2 separate regions of the Homo sapiens genome follow, and region 2 is linked to region 1. A link is a loop called in an ENCODE intact Hi-C map of the cell type or tissue named here. Cell type or tissue: PC-3. All regions are shown on one strand. Links, peaks and the distances in the headings refer to the core of each region. The heading gives the core; the rest is flanking DNA.

What was found. Peaks named below come from ENCODE experiments on the same cell type or tissue, not always from the same donor. Only the 100,000 strongest peaks of a DNase experiment are listed, where the experiment ranks them.
Region 2: it touches region 1 in a loop (2.7-fold over the local background); 46 of 110 quality-filtered maps call a loop at or near these places.

The regions. Positions count from the first base shown.
Region 1 is chr10:97,535,375-97,543,705 of GRCh38, forward strand. The region is part of intron 1 of UBTD1 (ubiquitin domain containing 1); the gene reads left to right. It overlaps LOC124902488 (a long non-coding RNA gene), which reads right to left. Exons shown (of 3, transcript XR_007062259.1): 3 at 6,378-8,316. Among named protein-coding and RNA genes, the nearest start is that of ANKRD2, 33 kb to the right of the region's middle. RefSeq lists enhancers at 6,264-6,876, 6,877-7,488. In PC-3, for the core only: a CTCF peak has its summit at 4,766; DNase peaks (open chromatin) are centred at 6,957 and 7,947; H3K4me3 peaks cover 570 bases; H3K27ac peaks cover 2,177 bases.
Region 2 is chr10:97,474,923-97,483,253 of GRCh38, forward strand. MMS19 (MMS19 cytosolic iron-sulfur assembly component) reads right to left here. Exons shown (of 31, transcript NM_022362.5): 3 at 6,020-6,120; 4 at 3,382-3,467; 5 at 2,933-3,007; 6 at 2,425-2,494; 7 at 1,913-2,041; 8 at 1,761-1,822. Among named protein-coding and RNA genes, the nearest start is that of MMS19, 19 kb to the right of the region's middle. In PC-3, for the core only: no CTCF peak of the experiment used is centred there; DNase peaks (open chromatin) are centred at 4,669 and 6,229; H3K4me3 peaks cover 890 bases; H3K27ac peaks cover 3,724 bases.

The DNA.
Region 1 (8,331 bases), core at 272-8,271:
GGAGGCCAAGGCGGGCAGATCACGAGATCAGGAAATTGAGACCATCCTGGCTAACACAGTGAAACCCCATATCTACTGAAAATACAAAAAATTAGCTGGGCGTGGTGGCATGTGCCTGTAGTCCCAGCTACTCTGGAGGCTGAGGCAGGAGAATCGCTTGAACCCAGGAGGCGGAGGTTGCAGTGAGCAGACATTGAGCCACTGCACTCCAGCCTGGGCAACAGAGCAAGACTCTGTCTCAAAAAAGAAAAAGAAAAAGAAAAAAAAATTACTTGCAGCTGTAGTGGCTCATACCTATAATTCTGGCACCATGGGAGGATCACTTGAAGCCAGGAGTTTGAGATCAGCCTGGGCAACAAAGTGAGACCCCATCTCTACAAATTTTTTTTTTTAATTAGCTAGGTGCAGTGGTGCACTCCTGTAGTCCTAGCTACTCAGGAGGCTGAGGTAGAAGGATCGCTTGATGCCAAGTGTTCAAGGCTTCAGTGAGCCATGACCGCACTACTGCACTCTAATCTGGGTGACACAGCAAGATCTTGTCTCAAAAAAATAAAATAAAAAATTAATGTATCACCTACATGTAGTTGGAGAGAAATTATTATTATTATTATTATTATTATTATTATTATTATTTCGAGACAGAATTTTGCTCTAGTCACCCAGGCTGGAGTGCAGTGGTGCGATCTCAGCTCACTGTAACCTCCGCCTCCCGGATTCAAGCGATTCTCCTGCCTCAGCCTCCCAAGTAGCTGGGATTACAGGCTCCCGCCACCAAGCACAGCTAATTTTGTATTTTTAGTAGAGATGGGGTTTCACCATGTTGGTCAGGCTTGTCTCGAACTCCTGACCTCATGTGATCCATCCGCCTCCGCCTCCCAAAGTGCTGGGATTACAGGTGAGAGCCACCACACCCGGCCAGGAGAGAAATTCTTTAGAGACCTGAGTGAGGTGGTCATACAAGGTCTTCGTCATGACACAGTTGGGAGTTGTCCTTTAGTCCCCCAGTGGTGGCACGGCTGGTCAGAACAGGAGCCTGACAGCCAGGGTGAAGGAGACTAGAGAAGAAGAAAATGGGGCAATCTGTGGGTACCCCAGCTAGTGTTTGATTTTAAAATGACCCCTGCCCACCATACTGCAGACTTGTGTTCAGACATTTATGTAGACCTGACTTTGTCAATGCAGAATGAAGACCAGTGTCTCGTAGGAGGCCAGTGGGCCCAGGGGCAGGGTGCCCATCAGAACTTGAAGGGTCTGGGCCAACTCATGGGGCCTCAGCTTATCCTGCCGGCCTGCACACTCTACCCAGCCTGACTCCAGGCCGTAGATGCTTCTGTACCTTCTACTGGGAATGACTCCTACCTCACCCTCTTTCAAGGCCAGGATCACAATGTCATTCCTCCTCTAGGAAGTCTCCCCAAATTTGTTCCTTCCAAGCCTTCTGAATCTCCTTTATGCCACTTCCTGCTTGTCCAGTGGTGGAGTCATTCGGTCATACATTCATTCATTCATTCAGCTCACACAGGAGGAGGCACAGGGTGCAACTGTGAGGGAGAGACCAGGGCCCTCCCTTGGAGGGGCTGACCTTCGGAGAGGTACAGAGAAGTGAGGAAATGATGGCAGAATTGGAGTAGACGTGCATTCGGACAACAAGGGGTGTGGTGGGGACTGAGGGAGCCCACTTTAGTTAGGCCAGCAGGGCAGGCCTGTCTGAGGAGGTGCTCTTTAAACCTTGAGACACACTTTAAGGTAATTAGAATGTCTCCCTCATTTTCTCAGCCCCTTGAGTGCCCGGCAGGATCTTAAACACAGTGGGTACGCAGGAATTGTGTGTTGAAATGAATCTAGGCCATGACACTTTTGTCTGGGCCTGAGCACCCTGGTAATCATCACCCTTTCCTGCTGTAGGACCCCCCAGCCCCACCTCCAGCTGTCATTTGACCATGAAGAATTGGGTTACCTTGGGGGTCGGGTGGTAGGGGCTGCTCCCAGGCCAAGCCCATTAGCACCAGGGGTAGGATAGCTAGAGAGCAGGGGCCAGCGACCTGCACATAGCTTGGAGGATACATGTGACCTGTGCTCTTGCACCTGGATTCTTGATCAGAAATGCCTCACCTCCCCTGTCACCCTCATTATTGCAGAAGGAAACTGAGGCGCAAAGCTTGTATGCTGCCTCTCCCTCCAGCAGCAGCAGAGGCCAAAGCAGGGCAGGTCACTGTATGTGGAGAGGGTGAGTGAGGTAAGAGGTCTGAAAAGAGGGAGGAGGGTGAGGCTTGCTCCCACCTGGGCCCTCCCAGCCAGCCGGAGCCTATTTCCAGAGTCCTTGTCACACAGGGTCAGAGCTGGACATGACCTTAGAGATGAGCTAACCCAGCTCCCTCCATCCCCTGCAGTAGAAGCAGAAAGGAGGCCTGGTCTTTCAGGGTGTGTGCTTGTAACAGGCTTTCTCTTTTTTTTTTTTTTTTTTTTTTTGAGACAGGGTCTCTCTCTGTCATCCAGGCTGGAATGAAGTGGTATGATCTCACCCCACTGCAACCTCTACCTCCCAGGTTCAAGCGATTCTTGTGCCTCAGCCTCCCAAGTAGCTGGGACTACAGGTGTGTGCCACCACACCTGGCTAATTTTCATATTTTAAGTAGAGATGGGCTTTCACCATGTTGGCCAGGCTGGTCTTGAACTCCTGGCCTCAAGTAATCCTCCTGCCTTGGCCTCCCAAAATGCTTGGATTACAGGCACCAGCCACCATGCTCAGCCCCAACAGACTTTCCACATACCTCTACTCTAGCGCATACCAGTTTGCCTGCTTGTTTTGCTTTGTTTTTAAAATTTACATATATTGGCCAGGCACAGTGGCTCGCACCTGTAATCTCTGTACTTTGGGAGGCTGAGGTGAGAGGATCCCTTGAGGCTAGGGGTTTAAGACCAACCTGGGCAACACAGTGAGACCTCATCCCTATTTTATTTTTAAAAAAGTAAAAATAGAAATAAAATTTAAAAATTTACATATATTATTTATTATACATTTGTATGTTTTTAAAATGTACCACAGAGTAACAGATTACAAAGATTTCCTAAATTACACATTCAAATATATTCAAAATAGTGAGCATGAACAAAATGTCTGAGAAAACTAAGAGGGATCCTTGTGTGTATCATTTGTGTGATTCAGCTTCAGCCCAGACAGTGATATGAGCTCGTCTGGTCAGGGACTTGCCATGCTCGTCTGGACGTCCACCGTGCCTGGCACTGGTAGATGACAGTGAACATTTTATGAATGATTGTGGGAATGATCTGAGCAGTTTCTACTTTAACAGAGTCTCTGTGGGCTTATGAGAGTCTCTTCCTTCTGGATCTCAAAGCTTTTTTTGCACAGAATCTGGTAACCCTTCTGTGTGTATATGTGTGTGTGAGTGTGTTATTGCACATATGGTTTGCTTTGCAGTTTGGGGCAGAGGCTGGGGATTTTTGGAGGGCTAGGATCTTGCCTTAGCTGTCTTTGTGGTCCTCAGGAGCGCTGCACAGGTCTTTCCACAAAGTGGATGTGAGTTGAGTCTTAGAGCTGGAACGGGCCCTGGGAACCATGTTACAGATGAGTGGCTCCAGGGAGAAGACCTGCGCAGATCACATGGTGCATTAGGGCCATGCCTGGCAGTGCTTGTGTTGCCCTGGGCCTGAGGTGTCCCAGTTCAGGCAGCTGAGTTGGGTGCTGCCCAGGAGGTGAAGGCTGTCTAACAGCACAAGCGGGTTTCTCTTGAGAGGCCTGGGATGGGCAGTTGTCAGGTAGGAGCTGAAGCTCACATGTCCTCTGGAGCCTGGGGTTTCTGGAGGTGTCAGGAGGGATGGGCAGGGGAACAACAACCCCAACCCTGAACAGCTCCACTTTACCGGCCTCAGATAGGCTTCTTTCAAAGCCTTTCACTAACTTCGAAAAAAAGTTTTGGGCTGGGAGCAGTGGCTCACACCTGGAATCCCAGCCCTTTAGGAGGCTAAGGCGGGAGGATCAGTTGAGCTCAGGAGTTCAAGACCAGTGTGGGCAACAAAGGGAGAGACCCTGTCTCTACAAAAATTTAAAAATTAGCTGGGTGTGGTGATGCACACTTGTGGTCCCAGCTACTCGGGAGGCTAAGGTAGGAGGATCTCTTGAGCCCAGGAGGTGGAGGCTGCAGTGAGCTGTGATTGTGCCCGTGCACTCCAGCCTGGGTGACAGAGAGAGGCCCCATTTCAAAAAAAAAAAAAGAAGTTTTGCTGTTTTTTAAAAAAGTTCAAGACTGGTTGTTAACACCCAAAACAGGCCTCACCTGCCTACTCCCTCAAGCCTTTCTTGGGGGAGGGGACGGCCTGCATGGAGGGAAGTGGGGCTGTGTTTAGTTGGGGGTCCTGCTCTTGTGGCCTGGTGGGAGGCTGGGGATATGATGTGTGGGAGGACAAGAGGCCCTGTCTCTCCCTGCTCCCTGTGCAGACACCAGGGCCAACTCCTAGAGGCAGCTCTGTCACCGTTAGCTCCCTTCCTTCCAGATCCACCTCCTTAAGCATTGCCAAATCAAATAGCTGGGATGCCTGTGCAGCCCGAGGCCCTTCCAAACAACCACCCCCAGAGGGCTGGGTGCAGCCAAAGCCTCTGACCATTTCCGCCCCCTCTCCTGAGGGGCTGCCACCTCCCATCTGGAACCTTCTCTGAGGAAGGGGGAGGGGCATGGCACCACCAGGGTTGGGGTCATCGCCTCTCCTCCAGAAATCTGGATCCTGTTACCCTCCTATAGAGGGAGCAAGGAGGCTCTGTTCACTGAGGTCTTGTTTTTTCACATTTTTTTGTGGGTTTTTGCTTTATATTTCACAGGAACTTCAAATAACTCAGCTAGACTGTACACAGAATAGGACTTGTTAATAAGTGCTGGAAATGGAATTAGATGGAAAGAGGTTCATTCATTGATTCATCTTAGAACTGCTTCCTGAGCATCGGCTAGACTCCCACCTACGTTCTGAGCGCTTGTGACCTACCAGTCCCCTGACACTCAGGAGACGCAGTATCTTGTGGGGGTCAGGATGGGAGTTCCAGAGCCAGCCCACCACCCAGCTGTGTGGCCTTTGGATTAGATGATGTAATACATATGAAGTGTTTAGAAGACTGCCTGGCATATGATAAGCACTTAATAAATGTTAGCAGTTCTTGTTCATGTCATTCTTATTACCGTAGTGCTTGTGCTACTCCTGTAAGGTATAGTTATTAGCCCCATTTTCTAGATACGGAAACTGAGGTTCTCAGAGGTTGAATAACATGCCTAAGTCATGCACATAAGTGCAGAGCCAGGGTTCTCTCTCAGGTTTGGAATCTGAGCCTTTTGGCAACCTACTGGTACTGCTTATCTGGGTCCAGGCTAGGAGCTGGGTATCTAGACGTCAGCATGAAGGAGACCACCTGCTGCCTTGATGAGCTCACAGCCTGGCATGGAGGCAGACGTGGGCATTGCCGAGTCAATTTCTGGAGACACCATGTGGGTTAGACCCCAGCCAGGCTGTGTGGGCGGCAGGGTAGGACTGGCCAATGGTGTCAGCTGGGCCTTGTGTCCTGGGCTGGAGGCAGCGCTGCTTCTCTGCTTGTCAGCTGCGTGTGTGTCCACTAGGGGTTGGTCTTGCTGCCCTGGGGAGTTGGTAGGCATGACGGGGTCTGGAACAGGCAGCAGGCTGGGAGTGAGAGGACCTGAAACCACTCACTGGATTCCTGTCATTGCCTCAGTGTCCTCATCCGTAAAAGAAGAGTAGTCATATTTGTCACACAGGGTCGTTACAAGGATTAAGTGAAATGAAGCATGTAAAAAAATATCTTACCAGGCACGGTGGCTCATGCCTGTAATCCTAGCAATTCGGGAGGCTGAGGCAGGAGGATTGCTTGAGCCCAAGAATTTGAGACCAGCTTGGGCAACACAGGCAGATCTCATCTCTACAAAAAATCTAAAAATTGTCCAGGCGTGGTGGTATGTGCCTGTAGTCCCAGCTACTTTGGGAGGTTGAGACGGGAGGATTGCTTGAGCGCAGGAGGTCAAGGCTGCAGTGGGCTATGATCACACCACTGCACTCCAGCCTGGATGACAGAGCAAGACCCTGTCTCAAAAAAAAGACAAAAAACTCCTTATAATCATAAAACTGGTATTTCTACAACTAGTAAGTAATTGCTACCATTTTCAAGCTCCTACTGTGTGCTCCACACAGCACTGCAGTCCTCACTGCAGTCCCTCTAGGTGGATATTAGGATATTATTGCTCCCATTTTATGGATGTGGAAACTGTTCCAGAGGTTCAGCTGTTCCAGGTCACACCTGTGAGGGGGTGGAGTTGGGAGTTAGACCTAGGTCCTCTCTGATTTTTTTTTTTTTTTTTTTTTTTGAGATGCAATTTCACTCTTGTCATCCAGGCTGGAGTGCAGTAGTGCGATCTCGGCTCACTGCAACCTCCGCCTCCCTAGTTTAAGAAATTCTCCTGCCTCAGCCTCCCGAGTAGCTGGCATTACAGGCGCCTGCCACCACACCCAGTTGATTTTTTGTATTTTTAGTAGAGATGGAGTTTCACCATGTTTACCAGGCTGGTCTCGAACTCCTGACCTCAGGTGATCCACCTGCCTCGGCCTCCCAAAATGCTGGGATTACAGGCATGATCCACCACGCCCGGCCTCCTCTCTGATTCTTAAAGCCACCTCTCTGTGTTCCAAAGCCTCTGAGTTGTCTTCCCTCCCAGCTCCGCCCCTCGCTAATAAGTTCCTGAAGCAGCTGTGGCTGTTCCAGGGCGGGGGTCAGGCTGAGAGTGGTGCCCCAGCCAGGCCCACCACCCAGGCCCTGCATCTGGCGGTGGGCAGGATGCGTCCTCTACAGCCAGAGGGATGGAGGGATGGGCTTTACCTGCCCACAGCCCCGAGTTATGGTGGCAGCAGCAGGTTCCCCTCCCAACCAGTCTGGCAAGCCAGTTTTGTTGGCCTGTGAGTCACACCAGCACTGATGAGTCAGGTTTTTCCCTTCTTTGTGCCCAGAGCAGCTGGGGAGGGAGTGGGGGGTTTCTTAGGAAACAGGACCTCCCTCCCTCTGCTCTCCCACTCATCCCCTTGTCTTGGAGCTGCTCATTTTCTATCTGGAGGGCCCTGGCTCAGCCCTGGAAAAAGAGGCCTTCATGTTCCCACTAAAGAGAGTGTCCCATGGGCCACACTGGGCAGGAAAGACTGGGCCCCAGGCTGAGTTTAGTCAGGAGGCGGAGGGTGAAGGGGCCTTCCCTGTTGGGAAGGAGAGCAGGGCTGCAGTCCCAGGCTGTCTGACTCCGAAGCCTGTGCTCTTGGCCGGTCGGCTTGCCCTCTCCTGTCTATAAAGTGGGATTATCCTCTGGGCAGGGCAGCTGGGTTTCCCTAAGCAGAGGGTCCCCTGAGCCACCTGCTTCTTGCCTTTTGACCACCCTGGCTATAAGGGCTGTCCATATGGTCAGCCTCATGCAGGCATAGCACAGGCATAGAACCCTCGCAGAGGCCTCATTAAACCCAGCCAAAGCAGCCAGCCAGCTGGGCAGCCTGGTTCTAGATCAGCACTTCTCGGCCTTGGCCATATGTTGGAATCACCTAGAGAGCTTTTAAACCTCTCTGCTGCTCCCAAACTCCAGAGCAAGTAAGTCAGAATCCCAGGGAGCAGGCTCCAGGAACCATGTTTTTGGTGGACCACACTGGATTGCCTCTCAAGAGCCTGCCCTCCCAGAGGTGACAGTGAAGTTGCAAGCACAGCACAACACCCAGGGAACAGTCATGCTAGAGTGCAATGCGGACCCCGAGGGTCAGAAGAGACACTTGGGGAGAGCGGGGAGCGCCTGGTGGGAAGAGGGCTTCAGTCCTGCATCCTGACCAGGCATGGCTTGGGAAGGAAACCAGGGAGGATGCTGGTCTGACAGCTCTGGTGAGTCATGGGCCGAGGAGGAGGAAGAGGAAGGGATGAGTCAGGCACAGCTGCCTGCATGGCCCGAGCCTGGCTTGGGAGGAGAATGAATGTGCTTCTCTGTTGTTCCACAAACCCAGTGTTGTGGTCCTGAGCCATGCCACATGAAGGAGCGGGTGAGCCTTGAAAAGATGGGGTTCCCAGGACTCGGCATGTTAGGCATTTGTGTGTGCGCTTCACACTTCGTACAGAAATTCCCTGGAGTATTTTGGCATTTCTGTAAGGCAGACTGATGAGTGGCATTTGCATTTGGCAGATGTGCTTGGACAGATGAAGCCCCGTGCCCTGGATCACACAGCAGGTCCTGATGGAAATGGACCCAGGTCTTCTGACCCCAAGTTCACCCCACTGAAGACACAGACCTGAAAGACAGAAAG
Region 2 (8,331 bases), core at 322-8,321, 60 kb before region 1:
TGGATGAAATACTGTTCCTCTCCCCCAAATTATAAATGCACATATTCTTTGACCTAGCGATTTCTTTTAGGAATTTATTCTATCATTATATTCATATGTATGAAAGTTGTAGCACTGCTCATAACAGCAAAAGATTAGCAACAATCCACAGAGGACTAGTGAAATTATTCATTATTTCCGGCCAAAGGAATATTATGCAGCCATAAAGAATGAAAGAGCTAACTTATATACTGACGTGGAACACTCTCCAAGACATAGTGTTCAGTGAAAAAAGCAAAGTACAGGAGAAGTGTGTGTGTGTGTGTGTGTACATGCCCGCATGTGCACACATTGATTTTAGGGGGGTGGTGGTAAAAGCATTTGCTTACATATAGATGAAAAAGCTCTGTAAAGATACAAACATAACTGATAACTTGGTTGATTATGGAGAAAAAAAGATGGTAGGGAGATTTCTCACCCTTTTGGACTTTGAATCATGTGAATGAATTATCTTTTCAAAACCAACACAAAACACAAAATAAAACAAAGTAAAGGCTGGGCATGGTGGCCCACGCCTGTAATCCCAGCACTTTGGGAGGCCGAGGCAGTTGGATCACGAAGTCAGGGGTTCAATATCAGCCTGGTCAAGATGGTGAAACCCCATTTCTACTAAAAATACAAAAAAAATTAGCCGGGCATGGTGGCGGGCGCCTGTAATCCCAGCTACTTGGGAGGCCGAGGCAGAGAATTGCTTGAACCCAGGAGGCAGAGGTTGCAGTGAGTTGAGATCGCACCACTGCACTCCAGCCTGGGAGACAGAGCGAGACTCCATCTCAAAAAAGCAAAAACCAAACCAAAACAAACAAAAAAGAAACACACACACCAAAAAAACCAAAGTAAAAACAGAAGAATGTGGGAGCTAAACCAGGATCTTTCAAGATTTCAAGGGTATAGGGTTAGAATAAGAATTCTGATTATGAAAGAGATAAAAAGATTCATTTCAGGAGACAGGTGGTCCCCAGTAACATAATGTCAACTGAAATAAGCTGGTAAGAAATTCCCTACAGCAAAGATGGTGGTGTCATTATAAAGGCAGTGAGAGTCAATATGCTGTTTGGCATGCTGCAATAGAATGCCTTTTATTTCTTTCAAACCACTAATGCTTGCAGCACACACACCCACACGGTGATGAAACTCTTGAGTATTTGGCAGTAGAAGGGAACTCAACTGCAGAATGGGAGGAAGGCCCAAGAGGGTCAGAGCAAATACCTTCTGTACACTGTGCACAATTGTGCCTTCTTTGTTTTGTCACTTTGTTTCTATAGCCTGAGATGCCCTGTCCAACTCCAGAATCATATCTTCTGCATCCCTCACAAACCAGCTGAAATCCTATCTTAACTGTGAAGTCAGTTCCTGCCTACTCTAGCTCACACTGAACTTTTGTCTTCTCTGAACAGCTATAGTACTACTCATTTTCCTACCTAATCTCCTATTGTTACTTAAATGTTTCAGCCTTCAAGGGCAGGGACAGTGTTTTGCAATCCTGTAGCCTTCAGCACTAAATACAGTGTTAAGGAGCTTAAGAATTCCCCCCAATACATGCTGCTTTGAATCATTCCTCATATGTCAAATGCTTTTCCATTTCCTAGTTTATTAAAATATAAAATAATGAGGGCGGGGATGTCTATTTTGGTGACCTGTACCCTCAGTGCCCAGAACAGGGCTTGGCACATAGCAGACACTCAATAAATATATGATCAAACAATGAAGGTGCTACTTACAGGGGTAAAATCGATAGGGAAATAACAGGATGTCACTTCAAACAACTCCTCCACAAAGGGTCCTGTGGCAACAGAGAAAAAATGAGGTTGGTTTATCAGCTTCACTCATCTGATAAAGCTCCAATGAGCTAATCATGGCTACCACGATATACCCAGGCTATAGTCCCTGGAGATGAGGTCATGGACGATGCGGAAGGCCACCAGAAGATTACGGGGATCCTTTTCCCCATCCATCACCTGGATGAAGCCAAAGGTGAAGTCAGCTCCTAGGCTCTTTAGCTCTGGGAAGGAGAGAATAAGGTTACTATACTGTCCCACAGCACAGAAAGTGTGGGCTTTCTCCTAGCCTGTGTTCTCCCTCTGCTATCATTGCCTCCCCTTTCTCTTCAGGGCTGACCCTTTTTCCATTCCAAGAAAGTACTCAGTGAAGAGATGTGCAACAATATACACATTGCTGTGGAGGCAAGAATTTAAAACACTGGCTCAAACAAACTCTACCCTTTCTTTACTTCACTGGGAGGGAGCAGACCCCCTCTTTCCCTTTATCATTCTCTCTCAGGATACCAGCTCTTCTATATAACCCCAGGTAAAATGAGTCCTACTAATAGGGGAAAAAGTAGGATGTGCTTGCTTTTGACATTTCCCAGAAAGCTCTGTCTCTTACCTTCTTCCCGGGTTCGCATAAAATTGGTGATGATATTGTAGACTGTGTGTCGGTCCACCTGTGGCAGGGACTTGGGGGTGGGGGAGAAAGAAGTGAAGAAAATGCTCAAAGAATACCTCAGCTGACACAGCTAGTTCCTGCTTCATAATCTCTAAGTGAACAGTGCTCTTTATACCAGCATAAGATCAATCTAAGAGAAACTACAGAGAAAGGGTATGGATATTGACTCAGCAGCACAGCAGTGGTGCCAATAATTCAAACCTGCCTGACAGAGGGATGCCTTACTTTCTGTAGGTATAAGAGGACACAGGTCAGATCTAATGGCATGCACCCCTTTCCTTGTCCAATAACAAAGATGAGCATATAAACATACTGAAGAAGAGCATAAAAACATTCACAAGATCCAAAAGAATTCAGAACTTAGAAGGCAATAATTTTTGCTATTGAATCCCAGTTATGTCAAGGGGTAGAGACAGAGGAGAATACCAACATGACTGTTATCCCTCACCTGTACATGCACTTCCTGGAAGATGGCTTTAAGCACAGAAACAGCCAGCCCTGGGGGCAGGGCCACACACAGGCTCTGGGGGAGAGGAGAAGGTACGTGAATACCGAAGGAATTGCAGCATGGCCTCCAAGACACAACCCTACGACAGGCCTAATTAGCTACTGTAAGAATCACAGCATCCTGGTTGAGGAAGAAGCACTAATAGTGAGACTCTTTCTCAAGCTGATGAGTTCTCTGCAGCTCTTTCCAGATGGCTCTGGTTTCCAGTCCCCCAAAGTACACTTTTACTCTCTAGAGGGAAAACGGAAGTAGAGCTGGTAACACTAATTTAGTCCCACACTTGGGCACCTGCTCCTCAGCATGTGAACCATCACACCCAAAGCGCAAGGAGAGAACTAGACAAGGGCTCCCTTGAACAAAGTTATGTAATGAAATGAAGGAAAACTCACAAGTGCCTTCAAACCCTGCAGGACAGATGGGATCACAAGATGATGGTCCTTCAGCCGGTTCTCATAGAACAGTATCAGGTGTACCACTGCACAAACCAGATTCAGCCATTAGTTGACATAGGCACGAGAAGGGCCCAAGAGCTTTGTTCCTTCCCTAAGTCTATAACAGTTGTTTCTGTTTGGGTTCCACTACAAATTTTCTCTTTCACCAAGAGACATGTCCTGTGCCTTCCCATTTGAAGGTAGACACCTGATCAGTCGGGAAAATAGGGGAACATTTCTTAATATCCATTCTCATACAGGTCCACAGTAAAACCCATTCTCAGCCCAAAACTGCCTTTCTACAGAACTAGAGTTCACAAATTTTTTCCTAAAGGGTCAGACAGTAAATATAGGCTTACAGGGTATGGTCTCTATCCCAACTACTCAACTCTGCTGTTTTAACAAAAAAGTAGCATAGACAACAGGGAAATAAATGAGTGTAGCTATGTTCCAATAAAAGTTTATAAAAACAGGTGTATGATGTGTTTTTTTTAATGTGTGACATAAATTATTTTTTCTGTGTATCTATTTTTAAATTTATATAGATGATATTATACTAAACACAAATACCCACACACATATACCCCCAAACAGGCTGTAGGTTGGGCATGTGGTGCTTGCCTATAGGGAGGCTGAGGTGGGACGATCATTTAAGCCCAGAGGTTTAAGGCCACCCTGAGCAACACAGTGAGACCCTGTCTCCAAAAAACAAATAAAAGGGGTTCCCTCTCTTGGCTTTGGAGCCCTCCCTCCCTCTGCCTCTATACAGGGAAGATTCTTCCTTCTCCCTTCCTTCTTGCCCCTTCTTGCCTATTAAACTCTCCGCTACTTAAAACCACTTCATGTGTGTCGGTGTCGTTTTATCTAAACCAGCATGAGGACCAAGAACCCTGGTGTTCCTCCACTCATTGGAGCCGTATCATTTTGGTGTGTTGGCTGGGAAAGGAAATTCGTTCATCAGACTGAAGCAATCAAACTCCAAATGGTACTGTAAACTGAACCTCACATTGACACGCCATTCTTGTGAGGACCCTTAGATCAACCCCAGGAGGAGCCCTTGCTGCTGTTCCCCATTCGACGCCCCTTTTCAGTAGGAAGTAGCCAGGAGTCATCACCCCAAACCCCGTAACAGCAGTTAGTGTGGCATCTCTACAGGGGGGAATGTTGTAGGAGTTATTAAGAAATTATTACGTGCTGCATTTGCCCCTTGAGCCAGGTGGATGTTTACTGTGTGTTATATAACTTCCTGGCTCCTTCACTGAACATGCCTAGTCCAACATTTTTTCCCAATCAGTCACATCCTGGGATCCAGTGTATAAATCTAATATCATATGTCTTGTGCATAATTCTTCCAAAGGATCTTATTTTGTGAACTATATCAGTAGTGTACATTACCATATAATGTAAAAACATCTACATATAAACAATGCAACCAACTATCCAAGTGTTATACCAACTAAAACCCCCAATAAACCTTGAACAGTTAAGAAAAAAAAAAAAGAAAGAAATTATTTTAGGCAAATAGAGAGGAAAAGGGGTCCTTGGGAAGTTTTTGTTTTTAAAAGCATCTCCAGAAAAGTTTCCTGTAAAGCCCTGGCTCTTAGTGCCAGGCCGCAACCTTTGATATGCAAATGAAATCCATTAGAAACTGGGTCCACCCAAATATGGCGATTCCCATGGCGTTCCTGCCCTTTCCCCACCTTCCTGGCAACATGGCTGCCCCCATGTATCCCCACATGTGTAGAATATCATGGTGCCCTGCATTTGCATATTAAAAGGCTCGGGTAGGAGGGCCAGCTTTTTTGCCGGCTATGTGAATGACATGCCTAGTCAAACCAATCCCCCGAGCCCTATGCAAATCAGACACCGCCTCCTCCAGCTTCTGGATATATTACCTAGCTGGTATCTGTGGCAGGCGGAGTTCCCTCTCTTGGCTTTGGAGCCCCGCTCTGTCTCTGTACAGGGGAGCTTCTTCCTCCTCCCTTCCTTCTTGCCTATTAAACTCTCTGCTCCTTAAAACCAAAAAAACAAAAAAAACAAAACAAAAAAACCAGGCTATAGTTTGCCTACCCCTGCTATACAAGATAAATAAGTTGTTGTCCTTTTTCCCCCTCAGGACCTCAAAGCATGCCGATATTTCATTACTTTTCATCTTTACCTATGAAATACTGCTCTGTTCATTTTACGGAGTGGGAAAAATACACTGAAAAAACAGTCTAAGGCTACATTTGAAATCCATGTGTCTTTCTTTTTTGAGATGGAGTCCCGCTCTGTCATCCAGGCTGGAGTTCAGTGGCGTGATCTCGGCTCACTGCAACTTCCATCTCCTGGGTTCAAGCGATTCCTGCCTCAGCCACCCAAGTAGCTGCAGGCGCCCAACACCATGCCCAGCTAACGTTTTATATTGAAATCCATGTGTCTTGTGTCTCAATTCTAATCATCTCTGCCACATATACCAGTGAGGAATGAAGACCTTGAATTAGTAGTTCATAGATACTTTAAGCCCTCCCTCCCTGCCTGTAAAGTTGGCTTGAATAGACATGGGAGACCTGGGCTCAGCAATCCAGGAAGACATTCCTATTAGTGACACCAGTACCTTCCTTCTCCAGGAGCAAGGTGTGACAGTGGAGTAGCACCTGTGACAAAAGCTGGATTGCTCGTGCCCGAGTTCGGGGTTCTGGATTCTCTAGAGAGGACCTAGGGGAAAACAGGATAGAGAGAACCTGCAATTACCCAGTTCAAATGTTTGAAGAAATAAACATTTTACATTAGTCACACTCACCCCCTGGGCATGGAAGCAGAGCCAAGCCCTGTTAAGAGTAAAAACAGCCCAGGAAGGTGTTCCTGAGGTAACGGCATTACAGATACCAGTAAGGACAGAAGGCTTAAGAGCGATCCTCAGACTGAAGTGGCATCATTTAGAGGCACACGTGACACCAAGAGCCAACAGAGGTTTCTGCCTCCAGGTACCCCAGTTTGGCACCTAATAAGCACTGTGCTTACTCTTTCTCCCCAGTGGTATGATTGTGACATTCCTCTGAAATACAGCTTAGCAGCTACCCACAGGGTTTGAGAGATGATTGGCAGCTGCAGCTTCCACCAAAACAAGGAGAATACGTGTATTTCTGTAAATTAATGCTAAGGAAAAAAAATTGCTCAGAATCACCACCAAGTTCCTAGAGTAAAAGAAAACATGAAAAACCAAAACTTTATAACTGGAAGGTTACAAAGTAAGAGGGCCAGAATATAGCTTTAACTAGTTAACTAGGTAGGATTATTGATATAGGAGAAGCTGGACTGAAGCAACAAGGAAGTGACTTATCCTCAAAATTGCTCTACGGAGATTATACTGAAACATACTAGAAATAATCTAAGCAGCAACAAGCAGAAAGTGGAAGAGTTCTGGCCATGACAGTTGTATTGAACCTCAAGGGTAAGAGTGTATATAACTCAGAGTAAGGGGAAAAAAATAAGGTCACTCTTAACAGGATCCCCAGGATAAAAACCTGTAGAAAGGTTTCTACTCAGGAAGTAGAAAACTGTGCATTCAGGTTGGGTGTGGTGGCTCACACCTGTAATCCCAGAATTTTGGGAGACAGACGAGAGGATCACTTGAGCCCGGCAGTCGTGACCAGCCTGGGCAACATAGTGGGACCCTGTCTCTACAAAAAATACAAAAACTTAGCTGGGCATGGTGGCACAAGCCTGTAGTCCCAGCTACTTGGGAGGCTGAGGTGGGTGGATGGCTTGGGCCCAGGAGATCGAGGCTGCAGTGGGCCATGATCGCTCCACTGCACTCTAGCTCGATTAACAGAGTGAGACCCTGTCTCAAAGAAAAAGAAAAAAAGAAAATTATGCATTTGGAGCATTTAAAAATGGAACAAGGCACACAAATGCTCATAGCAGCATTATTAGGAATAGCCAAAAAGTGGAAACAATCCAGATGTCCGTCCACTGATAAATGATTAAATAATATGCATATCCATAAAACGGGAATATTATTCAGCAAGAAAAGAAATGCAGAACTGATGTGTGCTGCAACATGGATGAACCCCAAAAACATGCTAAGTGAAAGAAGCTGGCAACAAAGGTCACGTGTGTGATTCCATTTATATGACATTTCCAGAGTAGGCAAAGCCATAGAAGACAGAAAGTAGATTAGTGATTGCTGGGGGTTGGGAAGAAGAGGGAAGGGGAAATGACTGCTAATGGGCATGGGTTTCTTTCTGGAGTAATGAAAATGTCCTCAAAATGACTGTGCTGAGAATTGCACAAATCTGTAAATATACTTTTACAAGCCACAGAATTGTACATTTTAAAATGGTGAACTTTATGATATGTGAATCATACATCAATAAGGCTGTGTGTGTGTGTGTGTGTGTGTATATATATACACACACACACACACACACACACACACACATATATTTTTTGAGATGGACTCTCACTCTGTCACCCAGGCTGGAGTGCAGTGGCGTAATCTCAGCTCACTGCAAGCTCCGCCTCGCGGGTTCACCCCATCCTCCTACCTCAGCCTCCCAAGTAGCTGGAACTACAGGCGCCCGCCACCATGCCCGGCTAATTTTTTGTATTTTTAGTAGAGATGGGGTTTCACCGTGCTAGCCAGGATGGTCTCGATCTCCTGACCTCATGATCCGCCCACCTCGGCCTCCCAAACTGCTGGGATTACAGGCATGAGCCACCGCACCTGGCCTATATATATTTTTTGATGGGGGTCTCACTCTGTCACCTGGGTTGGAATGCAGTGGCATGACCTGTTTACCACAACCTCCACCTCCCAGACTCCAGTGATCCTCCCACCTCAGCCTTCCGGGTAGCTGGGACCACAGGCGCATGCCACCACGCCTAGCTAATTTTTTGTATTTTTGGTAGAGACAGGGTTTCACC